2 separate regions of the Mus musculus genome follow, and region 1 is linked to region 2. The links are chromatin loops, found by intact Hi-C in ENCODE. Cell type or tissue: left cerebral cortex. All regions are shown on one strand. Each heading gives the region's core, and the rest is flanking DNA. Links, peaks and the distances in the headings are about the cores only.

The links. Peaks named below come from ENCODE experiments on the same cell type or tissue, not always from the same donor. Only the 100,000 strongest peaks of a DNase experiment are listed, where the experiment ranks them.
Region 1: it touches region 2 in a loop (2.3-fold over the local background); 9 of 42 quality-filtered maps call a loop at or near these places.

Annotation. Positions count from the first base shown.
Region 1 is chr4:129,055,277-129,060,646 of GRCm38, reverse strand. It overlaps Rnf19b (ring finger protein 19B), which reads right to left and starts at 2,503. Exons shown (of 9, transcript NM_029219.2): 1 at 1,751-2,503. The coding sequence starts at 2,376. It overlaps 1700086P04Rik (a long non-coding RNA gene), which reads left to right and starts at 2,494. Exons shown (of 2, transcript XR_868180.3): 1 at 2,494-2,859. In left cerebral cortex, for the core only: no CTCF peak of the experiment used is centred there; DNase peaks (open chromatin) are centred at 1,289, 1,989 and 2,591; H3K4me3 peaks cover 2,822 bases; H3K27ac peaks cover 1,255 bases.
Region 2 is chr4:128,990,045-128,995,414 of GRCm38, reverse strand. It overlaps Ak2 (adenylate kinase 2), which reads right to left and starts at 2,191. Exons shown (of 7, transcript NM_016895.4): 1 at 1,979-2,191. The coding sequence starts at 2,071. In left cerebral cortex, for the core only: no CTCF peak of the experiment used is centred there; a DNase peak (open chromatin) is centred at 2,216; H3K4me3 peaks cover 1,548 bases; H3K27ac peaks cover 340 bases.

The DNA of each region.
Region 1 (5,370 bases), core at 188-5,187, 65 kb before region 2:
AAACTCAAAACCACACACACAAACTCAGAATCGGATGAGCCCACCCTAAATCCTGCTAAATTAAGAAGACTCAAGTAACTCTAAAAACCACTCATGGTTCTTTATATTTCTTGTCAAGCTTTTATATTAATTTCTGTCCATTTATGCTGATGTGAGTGAAGATACAGGTTGACTTTAAAAAACCAATTGGGGAGCTTTCCCCAAAAGATGATCAGGGAAGTCACATTTCATTGTTAAAATTCAAATAAACTCTCATTTCTAAATAAGGAGTTAATACACTATTATGCAATTAATCAGGTAGTGCTTTCCTAAACTACTATCCCTTTGGTTCAGAAAATAGACTAAAAAGAGTATCAGCAAAACTTGAATATTCTATAAATTAACCTCTCAAAAGCCAGTAAGACCACCAGACACAAGCAGACCTTTTCAGATGGCCACGAGGCCCTTCCTGGTATTCGATAAACAGAAAGTGAAAGCCATCTGGGTACCTTTGACCACATCTCCGAGTAATTTAGAAACTCAGTGAGGTTAAACACACCCACTTCCCAACAAGTCTGGCACTTCTGAGTACACAGTTCCTTCTGAAGGGGAGACAAATGGCAGCATCCTGGAATCTCAGCTCAGCCTTGATACACAGGCTACAATTAAAAGCCTTTAAATCCTTTGAAGCAAGGGTTCACATACCTTTTTACTAGCATTACCTTTACACTAGGCGCTGCAAGTGCCCGAGAGTCTTCTGCCCCCAAAACATGACACACAAGAATATAATTAATCTGTCCAAGGTCACAGAACAGGTAATGGCAGTCTGACTCCCCATCACACTGAAGAGCCCCTTCTTGGCTGCATTTGACCATTCATATATTGGAATGATAGAGACAACCAAGTTTTTTGTTTTGTTTTGTTTTAAAGAAAGGGGGTGGAGGACCTCCACTGAAAGCTTCAGACAGAGAAATCAGTAATTCCTGCTCTAAAGAGTATTTTAACTCACTGACCTTTGAAATCAAGCATACATGGAACATTAAAAAGACTGTCATACAGATTTCAAGACTGAAAAGGTAGGCAAACACATTTTCTCACACCAGATCAACTTCTGGGTAGACACCGCCTCTGAGCCCTATTGATTTTTCTGGTCAAAAAGTCTGTTGTGACTTTGCCCTCGGCAGCACGTTAGGAACCACAAGGTGCCTGCCAGTGGCTTAGCACAGCACGCAGTGCCCAGGGTGCCCCTAGAGCTGTTAGTGAGCTGCCTTCTCTCATCATCTGCATCTCAACTTTCAGCAGCGGTTGTGTGGAAGAACACGCCTTCTGCAATGCTGCTGCTAAGTGCGCCCCTAGCCATATGGACACACCCCTCGGAAGCGCGGCCCCTTCAGTAGGACATTTTCATTCTCTCTCCTATAACAAATATTCCTTCTCAATCATTACGATAACACGCACATACACACACCTCTCCCTTCCTGGGCAAAGAGAAAGAAAACAAAACAAAACAAAAAAAACCCCTGCTCACCCGGATATTCTGACTTAATGGACAGTTCCCTTCTCTTAGCACTCAGCCACCACCTCAAGCCACCTCAAGCAAGTAGGTATAGGGTGCTGAGTGCCATCAGACCGGTTGCAAGGCTGGTCTGAGGGTCGGTTACTCGTGATCGTCCGTCCTCTACCTCCTGCTGGGCACCATCCTCTCCTCCCTCAAGGTGTGTGACACCCGTTGCACCCGGGACGACCCCCGCGGCCACGCCCCCGCGCTCACCCGCAGTCAGGGGCCGGACACCAGCGGCAGTCGGGGTCCGAGGCCAGGTACCGGCGCAGCATGAACTCTTCGTACTTGTGCATGAGCGGCGGGTCGGCCAGCAGCAGACGGATGTCGTGTGGGTTGAGCCGCTCGCTGCACTCGGGGCAGCTGATGGGCACGCGGCTCTCGCTGATCTCCAGGCGCAGGTAGTGGCGGAGGCAGTCCCGGCACGAGCGATGCGGGCAGCTGAGGAGGCGCGGGGCCCGCTCGGGCGGCAGGCGCACCAGGCACAGCGGGCACTCCACCTCCTCCGCGCCGCCGCCCTCCGCCGCCTCGTCCTCCTCCGGCCCGGCAGCCACGGCCTCCGCCTCAGCCTCGGCAGCGGGCTCGGAGGGCAGAGCTTCCACCGGCGGGGCCTGAGCCTCAACCGGGGCCGGAGCGGGCGGCGGCGGCGGCGGCGGCGCAGCCGGGGGCGGCGGTTCGGCCTGAGGCTTGGTCCGGGCGCGGCGGCCGCGGGCCGAGGCGGAGAAGACGCTGTGGAAGGTGAGGCGCCGGCGCCGGCCGCCGCTGCGGCACTTAGGGTCGGGGGCGGCCGCATGGAGCGAGGTGGAGCGCGGCGACTCGGAGTCCTTCTCGGAGCCCATGGCCCGCAGAGGCTGAGGAGCCAGGGGCGCCCAGCGCCGCCGTAGCTCCCGCCTCAGCGCCCCCTCCCAGCCGGCGCCCCGGCCGCCGCCGCCGCCGCCACCGCCTCGGCAGTCCTCCCAGAGACAGAAGCCGACCAGCCGCTACGAAGTGGTTATAAAGCCTCCGCCCCGCGCGCCGCGGGCAACTGCGCAGGCGCCGGCCTCAGACACCTCACAACCCGCGCGGCCCCGCGAGAGGAGCTGGGCGGGGCCTGGAGGGCGGGGCCTGCAGGCTGCGGCGAAGCCCCGCCTTCTGCGGTCAGGTGGTCCGGCGCAGCCATATTTTGCACAGGCTCCACCCTCCGTTCCTTGTCCAGGAGTCAGGGGTCTTCTTTTCAATGAGGATGCCTTCATTTCGTCTGTAAAAAGAAGACGAGCGTTGATCTGGTAGTGATTCCCGCCGATCCACCGCCCAACATTTCTGTTGATGCTAGCCATTAAGTGGTAAGGAATATAGTCACTCATTGAAGATCCTCAAAGTGAGCCGCACTTCTAGATAAGACAGGCAGGCTCCCCTATCTTCAAGAATGAGTCCAGAGTTTTCATTCTAGCATTTGCTGTTTTCTGTCAACTAGTGAACTTACTCCTAAGCTGTATCTCTCAGGTACTCTGGTTAGTCACTGTTGGTAGAAAGAGGCCCAACAATTTCGCTTCTAGAAATGGTTTCTTTCAGTCCCCCTTCCCCAGTTCCTCTAACAAAAGACCCTTAGGCTTGGTGATGAGAAAAGCAAATACCTTCAACAGCAGCAAAGCCAGGTCAGGATTAGATTTTGGCTTAGAGAAATGAGAGAGGGAGGCTTATGATAGAGAATTTTCTTTCCATGAAAAATATGTCCGAAGATCGACAGTTCAAGCTTCTGTCTTAAGCTCACCTCATTCTGCCATATTCCAAACGGTGGGAAGAAAAATGTCTTATTTTAAGAAGACTGCTTAGGAAGTTCTGCCCAGTTTTGCTTGAATCTCATTGGTTAAAACAATCATCTTGATGCATCTTTCTTTAAAGATAAAAACAGTGTCTTGTTATTAATAAGGAATGGCAGTGAAGGCTTACAGTGATTCACTTGTCTAGCATGCCTTAAGGAGATGGGGGTGGGGATCGTGCAATGTAGGAACAGATATGTGAACATAGTAAGTTGTTTGATTTTTTTTTCCTGGCCAATACTTAAAACCAGATCCGCAACTCTTTAAACTTTTGAGATTACAACAACACAGCAAACGAAGCCCATTGGAAGAAATGTCCGGTAATGAAAACTAAGAACAGGGTCTAGTGGCCTAAGAAGGTATGATGTCATAGATGATCAAGCAGGTGTGATGTCATAGATGCCAAGACAATTTGTTTGCAAGAGGAAGTGGTCAGCCGTCAATTGTGACAAATGCTGCCAAGAACCCAAGAAAGAGAAGGACAGAAAAATATGACGGCTGGAATTGACAACACCAGGACTTTGTGTGTGTGTGTGTGTGTGTGTGTGTGTGTGTGTGTGTGTGTGTGTGTGTAGGGCAGAAGGGTAGTTTTCCTTAAGAAGAAAAGAGGTTTAATGCTAGATAGCTAAAACACACTTCCGTGAACACGTCACCAGCTCCAGCTCTTGCTGGGTCTGTATGACACTCGGCTAGGCTCTGTCTGTCGTGTTAACAAATATTCTAAATAGCTCGATGGCTTTAACGCAGGACATATTTTCCCCACCCGTGGAAACCTGCCTTGATGGTTACTCTTTGCTATCAATTTGGTTGGATTTAGAATCACCACAAAGGCACATCTCTGCTTGTGTCCGTAAGAATGGTTTCCCAGTAGCTGAAATGAAGAAGGTGAATAGTGGCACCGTCCCATGGGCAGAGGTTCTGGGACTGAGTCGACAGGAGGACGAAGCTGAACACCAGCTCTCTCTCTCTGCTTCCTGACTATGGATACAATGTAAGCAGGACCTCCTGTGACCAAGATTCCTCCTCCATGACAGCCTGTCCACTCAAACTGAGAGCCAAAATCAACCCTCTCTGCTGCTGTTGCTTTTATCAACTGTTTGTCAGAGAGTCAAGGCCTGCCTTCTCCAAGCTAAGTTACTTACTTAAAAAATTCTTTTTTTTTTTTGAGACAAGTGTCCCACTATGGCAATTTCTGGCTGTTCTGGAACTCACTGTGTGGACCAGTCTGGCCCTGATCTAAGAGAGATGCTCCTGCCTCTGCCTCCCACAAGCTGGGATAAAAGTTGCGTGCTGTCACACCCAGTTGTTAACTTTTCTTTTACACTTAGAGATTCTCCAGACGCTCAGCTCCACATTCAGTTTGCCCCAACAAGAGAGAGAGGGCTGGAGGCTGTTCATCAACAACTAAACGCCTCAGTTTCTCACAGAACTGTTAGCCAGAAGTGGTCACACAGGCTCAGTCCAACTGCCAGAGAGGCTGGAGCAGGTAGGAGAAAGGAGAAAAATGTAGGCTGTGTCGCAGGCAACAATCTTTCTGCCACGACTGACAGGAGCAGCTGTCAGACTCTAGTTTGCTGTCTGGTGGGTAGTGGTGCATGCCTGTAACCCCCAGCAGTGGGAAGTCCAAGTTCAAGGCCAGCCTGGACTACGTGAGACTGTTGAAGCAAGAAAGCGAGTGAGTGAGGGAAAGAGGGAGGAGGGAAAGAAAGATAGAGGAAAAAAGATGTGAAAGAGAGTATAAAAAATGAATGAAAAGCATCCCAGCTTGTTGGGAAGTCCAAATGTTTGTCTGTCCTGGGCACAGACTCCCAAACAGAGTCAGGCTCAGTTCATCAGGGCCACTCCCAGGACTTGGGCAGAAAATGGACCTCTTCTAAACACCCCTGGGCTTTGCAGCAGCCCCATTTCCCAAAGGTTTTCTCTCCTGGATCATCACCCGTGAACAAAGAGACTAAGGCAAGTTCCTCCCACACCTTCTCTTTCTCCTTTAGAGACTAAGTAGTGACTCAGGTAGATGGCATGAGGGGAAATGGG
Region 2 (5,370 bases), core at 56-5,055:
AGGTTAAGCGAGTGCCCTGTATTTTCTGAAGTCCCAGCTCTTAGTTTTGTGTTCTCAGATACAGGGTCTCACTCTGTAGCCAGGCCAGCCTTTAAACTTTAGCTGGGCTATCATCAAATTTGACTTTAGTCTCCTCCTGCCTAAGTCACTGGGACTACAGACAGACATGAGCATCCATATTCATCCTTCAAGCCAAACTTCTAATCATTGCACAAAGCCGTCTTGGACCAACTTCCATGATTCTCGCACTGCCTTCCATGAGCCCACGGCACATGGTCCTCCCAGATCTGAATGAATCAGCTTCATGCTGCTGCACTACACCTGAGCTGGGGGCAGAGAGAGATGCCACTGAGTGGTCAGCGTTCACAGCTGTCACGCGCCCTGCCACCAGCTAGGAATGTGTGGGTGCTCTCAATATAAAAGCCATCATCTTCCAATGTCTTTGTAAGCTTTACATTTTCTAGGTAGAAACACTGAGAAGTTACATACATAGCGTTCTACATGCACAGATATACACACATATACGTAGACTGTACAGCCCGAGATGCTGATCTGCTTGCCAAAATACTGAGAACTTGGCAAACAGAACAGGTGACGTGGGTACACAGGTGACATAGGTACACAGGTGACATGGGTTCACAGGTAAAGTAGCTTGCCGTCAAGTCTGACGGTCCGAGTTCGATCCCTGGGCTCCACATGGTAGAAAAAAGAAAATGATTCCAGCAAGTTGCACTCTGACCTCCACGTATGCATCACGGCACGCATGTCCCCACACACTCTTTCTCTACGTCCCTGCGCACACACACACACACACACACACTCTCCCACCTTATGTGTGACAGAGAGAGAGAGAAGGAGGGAGGGAGACGGAGGGAGACAGAGGGGAGGTATCTTTAAAAACATAACAATAAACTCAGCAGTGCTGTGAAGAGGGAGGACAGCACTCATTTGCTTGGGAACGCAACCTTGAAAGAATTCCCTCTTTAGAGCATAGTGATCATCAAAGCTTGGGGTCTGATGGGGAGGTAGAGTTGAGGGGTGGGTGGTTGTGGCCAAAGGCTGGGCAAGAAAGTGACACCAACGGCCCACCATATGAGCTTCCAAGCCCTACGTGCCAGCATAAATCCCAGCCCTGATCTATGGCCCAGATGCCAAGCAAGGGAGGCTCTGCAGTGGGGCAGAAGGCAATCCTTGAGGCCTCTGTGAAACCGATTTCACTAACTTTGAAAAGTCACTGGACCTCTACACCTGTTTTCTTACCTGTTGATCTAGCACGTTAGCGGCCCTCAATTGCTCAATTACAACCATCAGAGCCATCTCATGCTGCTCCATGAGCACTCCCTGCCCCACTCACAACCCCCCATGATGCCCGTGGCTTATGAACCGAATCTATACATTCACCTCCAGTTTTCTGGCCAGCTGGAAAGGTTTTCTCCCATCCCCCCACCCCCAACAACACTGGTGGCTCCCGCGGCTCATGCCTCACTCTTGGCAGAACGCCTCGATAGGCATACACCAGTAACCACTCTGCCCCACGTGGAGACTTCTTAGTACCCCTAATCATTAGCCATTAAAAAAATTAAAAGTTTCACCCCCTTATGCCTAGAAATTATCCCTGACTCAGGGCAATACGCTCTCAACTCCGAGGGCGACTTGGTCACAAAGCTTTCTCCCATTCGGGCCTGTGATCCAGAGCTTCAGCCTGGGGGATCGCCCTGCCTTTCACAATTTTCAAGTAACAGTCCCTGGATGCCCTAACACGATCCTGGGTTCCCCCAAGAACCTCCACCCAGCCTCCCCCTTACTGCGACTGGGACCCTCCCCTAAACACCGCGCCACAACTGGAGACCCCGCGAGGGTCCCTGCAGGCCAGGGCTCACCACCCAGCTCCGGGGCGGGAAAGGAGCTTCCGGCTCTCCGACCGCCCTGACCTTGTAGCTTCTCGGGCTCCACCGCCCGACACGGAACCGACACTCACCTGCGTCCCCTTGCCAGCCCCGGGCGGCCCCAGCAACACGGCCCGGATGCCCTTCGGAATCTCCGGTTCGGAAGCCAACACGTTGGGAGCCATGTCTTCCAAAGCTTCACTCCAACAGCCAGCCGCACACCTCACAGGTCTAGCGCTTCCAGGCCAGCGTACATCCTACTCCGGGCTCACACTGGTCGCTCGCCGCATCCGTCAACCCTCTCTACCCGCCCCCGAACTTGACGGGCACTTTCATTTACCAATCGTACGACGAGACTAAGAAAATTCTGTTTCCGATTGGGCAGAATTGGGAACGAGGAAGAGGCGGGCCAGCCTGGGAAGAGCTGGGGCAACAGAGCGCGTGCGGCTCTCGGCTGGTGTATGGAGTGGGCGGGAAAAACGAGAAGGAAGCCTGGAGCGGGTGAAGTTCTAGTTTGGCCTTTGACAGTTAATAACTCCAGAGTCTCTGTTTGAGCCCCGTAAAATTGCCTGTGAGAGTGTAAGTGGGTAAAATCACTCCCAGGAAACAAATTGGCAATAACGTAACCTTTGGACCAGTAATTCCACTTCCAAGAATTCAAAGGCAGAAACAAGGAATATGTAATGAGTTCCTGACAAAGATGTTGATGTCTAATAATAAGATTGGTTAAGTAAATTCCAACAAGTTTGTAATCTGACACCCTCTCCCTCCAGAACACCCCCATTGAACAGCACCATAACTTTGGCTATTTGGGAAGATCACATTTAAAGCTTGTCAAGGCCACGACGGTGAATTCAAGGCCAGCCTGGGCAGTTTAATGAGACCTTGTCCCAAAATGAAAATGAAGATAGCTGGGGCTGGCTATAGTACAGAGACAGAAGTTTTGGGCTCAATCCCCAGGACTGTAAAAATAAAACACATATGCATATATGAACACAGACAACCTTCCTGACTTTTAAGTCAGCAGAAAGACAGTTTTTATCCAGAGAGATGAGCCTGTCTTGAACAAGGCAATGATGTCGCCAGCTTTTAGGTGTGTCAAAGTTTCATCCTGTCCCAAAGGAGCCTTTCTCAACTGTAAGTGCAAGTGTGATTAGGAAACCATTCTTGCCCCACAGGCACAGTGCAACCATTTTCTACACCCTAGTGGTAAATGATGTTAACCAGCTAGCCAGATGGCTCAGCTAGTATAGACACTTGCCACCAAACTCTGAGGACCTGCGTTTGATTAACAAGACCCCACCCCCAATGAAAGAAAGAAGAGAACCAACTCCCACAGGTTGTCCACCGAGCTCCACATGTGTGCTGTGGTACACATATCTGCGCGTACATATATGTTCACACACAGAAAATAAGAAATAAATTCAAATGAAAAAAGAGAAACTAACATTCATACTTCTTGCTCATCCTGGATTTTCATGGGAGCCAGCTTGATCTGGTTGGGTTCTCTTAGTGGCCTTGAAGGAAGCAGGGGTTTATTGTGTCCTTTTTAAGACCGGAAGCGGAAGTAAGAGCTGATCACTATATAATTACATGGTCACAGGATTACAAGTAACACTGTGAACTAAGGGGCAGGGCAAAGTTCAGTCACTGGTGTCTAGCACTCAAGTGTGAGGGCCTGCGTTCTGGTGCCCGGCACTCAGGTAACGTCAGCAACTGTTTACAACCCCAGCCCTGAGGAGGTAGAGATCGGCAGACTCTTGGAGCTCACTGAGCAGAAAGCCTAGCCTAATGAGTGAGCTTCAGATACAATGGAAGGCCTGTAGAGAGAATCGATGTGTACTGTGTGGAAGCATCACCTGCCAATCAAAAGCAGATGGCCCTTTAACAAAAGGCAGGAAGTAGAAGATGGGAGTTCCGGGAAAGAGATGGGAACTCTGGGTGATAGTCAGAGGTGGAAGATGCTTGGCCCAGACTCTGGGCTCATGAGACTGAGAAGAAAGTAGCCATGTGGCTGAACTCAGAAGCGTTTAAATGGGTTGGGTAAGTGACAGGCTAGTCAGGGGACAAGCTAAAGCTATGGCCTAGGCAATTATTCATAAACAAAGAAGCCTCCGAGTAGTTATTCAGGAACTGGGGTACAGGTGGGAAAGCCCACGGCTACAGAAACCTTGTCTTGTCTCAAAAGAGAAGGTAGAGGGGCAGGAGAGATGATTCAGGGGTTAAGAGCACTGGGTGTTGGTTTGGCTCTCGACATCCACATGGGAAGTCACAACCCTTTGTAACTCCAGTTCCGGAGATCTGATGCAGTTCTTTCCTACCCTCAAAGGCACCAGGCACACGTGCAGTGCACATACACATGTACATGCAGACAAAACACTCACACATATAAGGTAAAATAAATAAATCTAGAAACAAAAGGTAGAGAGAAATAAGCAGAAGACACCAGAAGTCAACCTCTGGTCTTTCTACCAATGTGCATACACATACACACCTGCACTCACATGTGCACACACATCCATGGTCAGGGACAAGAGAGACCAGAAACCAGGTACAGTAATGCAGGCCTATGATTCTAGCATTTGGGAAGCTGAGGAGGAAATTCAAGGCCATTTTGGGCCATGTAGCAAATTCAAAGCCAGCCTGGTCTATATGAGACCCTATCTCAAAGACGGCAAAACAAGCAAGCAACACAAAACAGTGGGGGGGGGGGGTCATGAGCTAATACCCCAGAAAGCACAGGGTTCAGAGGAGCGAGCACATTTTGTCTGGGAGAACCTTCTGGGTGGGCAAATCCCATGTTATCATCCCCTCCCACTGGTGACGACGAACCCCTGTTCTCATTCTGACCAGTCATGGGCTCCCTTAACCCCGGAATGGAAAGTAACTAAGGTTACATATAAGTATTACAAAATGTAAGACTTGTTTATTTTTTTTAAAGATTTATTTATCTATTTTATGTACATGACTGCTCTATTGCACGTCTGCCTGCAAGCCAGAAGAAGACAACTGATCTCATTACAGATGGTTGTGAGTCACCATGTGGTGGCTGGGATTTGAACTCAGGACCTCCGGAAGAGCAGTCAGTGCTCTTAATTGCTGAGCCATCTCTCCAATCCCTATTCATTTATTTTTGACTTTTTTTTGGGGGTGAGGGGGGATAGTCTCAAGTATCCCAGGCTGGCCTTTAACTGGCTATAAGCTGAGAGTGACCTTGAACTCCTGATCCTCCTGTCTTAAACTGCCAGGTCTGTTTTCATGCACTGCTGGGGACCGAACCTAGGGTTTCAGGGATGTTACACAAACATTCTATCAATTGAATGACATCCCCAGCTCTATTATAAAATATTCTAGGCTTTGAGGCTAGTAAGGACCATAAGAAAAATCTCAAGAGAAGCCTCATATTCGTGTAGTTATCCAACAATTAAATTTTAGTGATAACTGCTGTTACTGGGTGCTGCGGGCCAACCAGTAGGCTAAACAA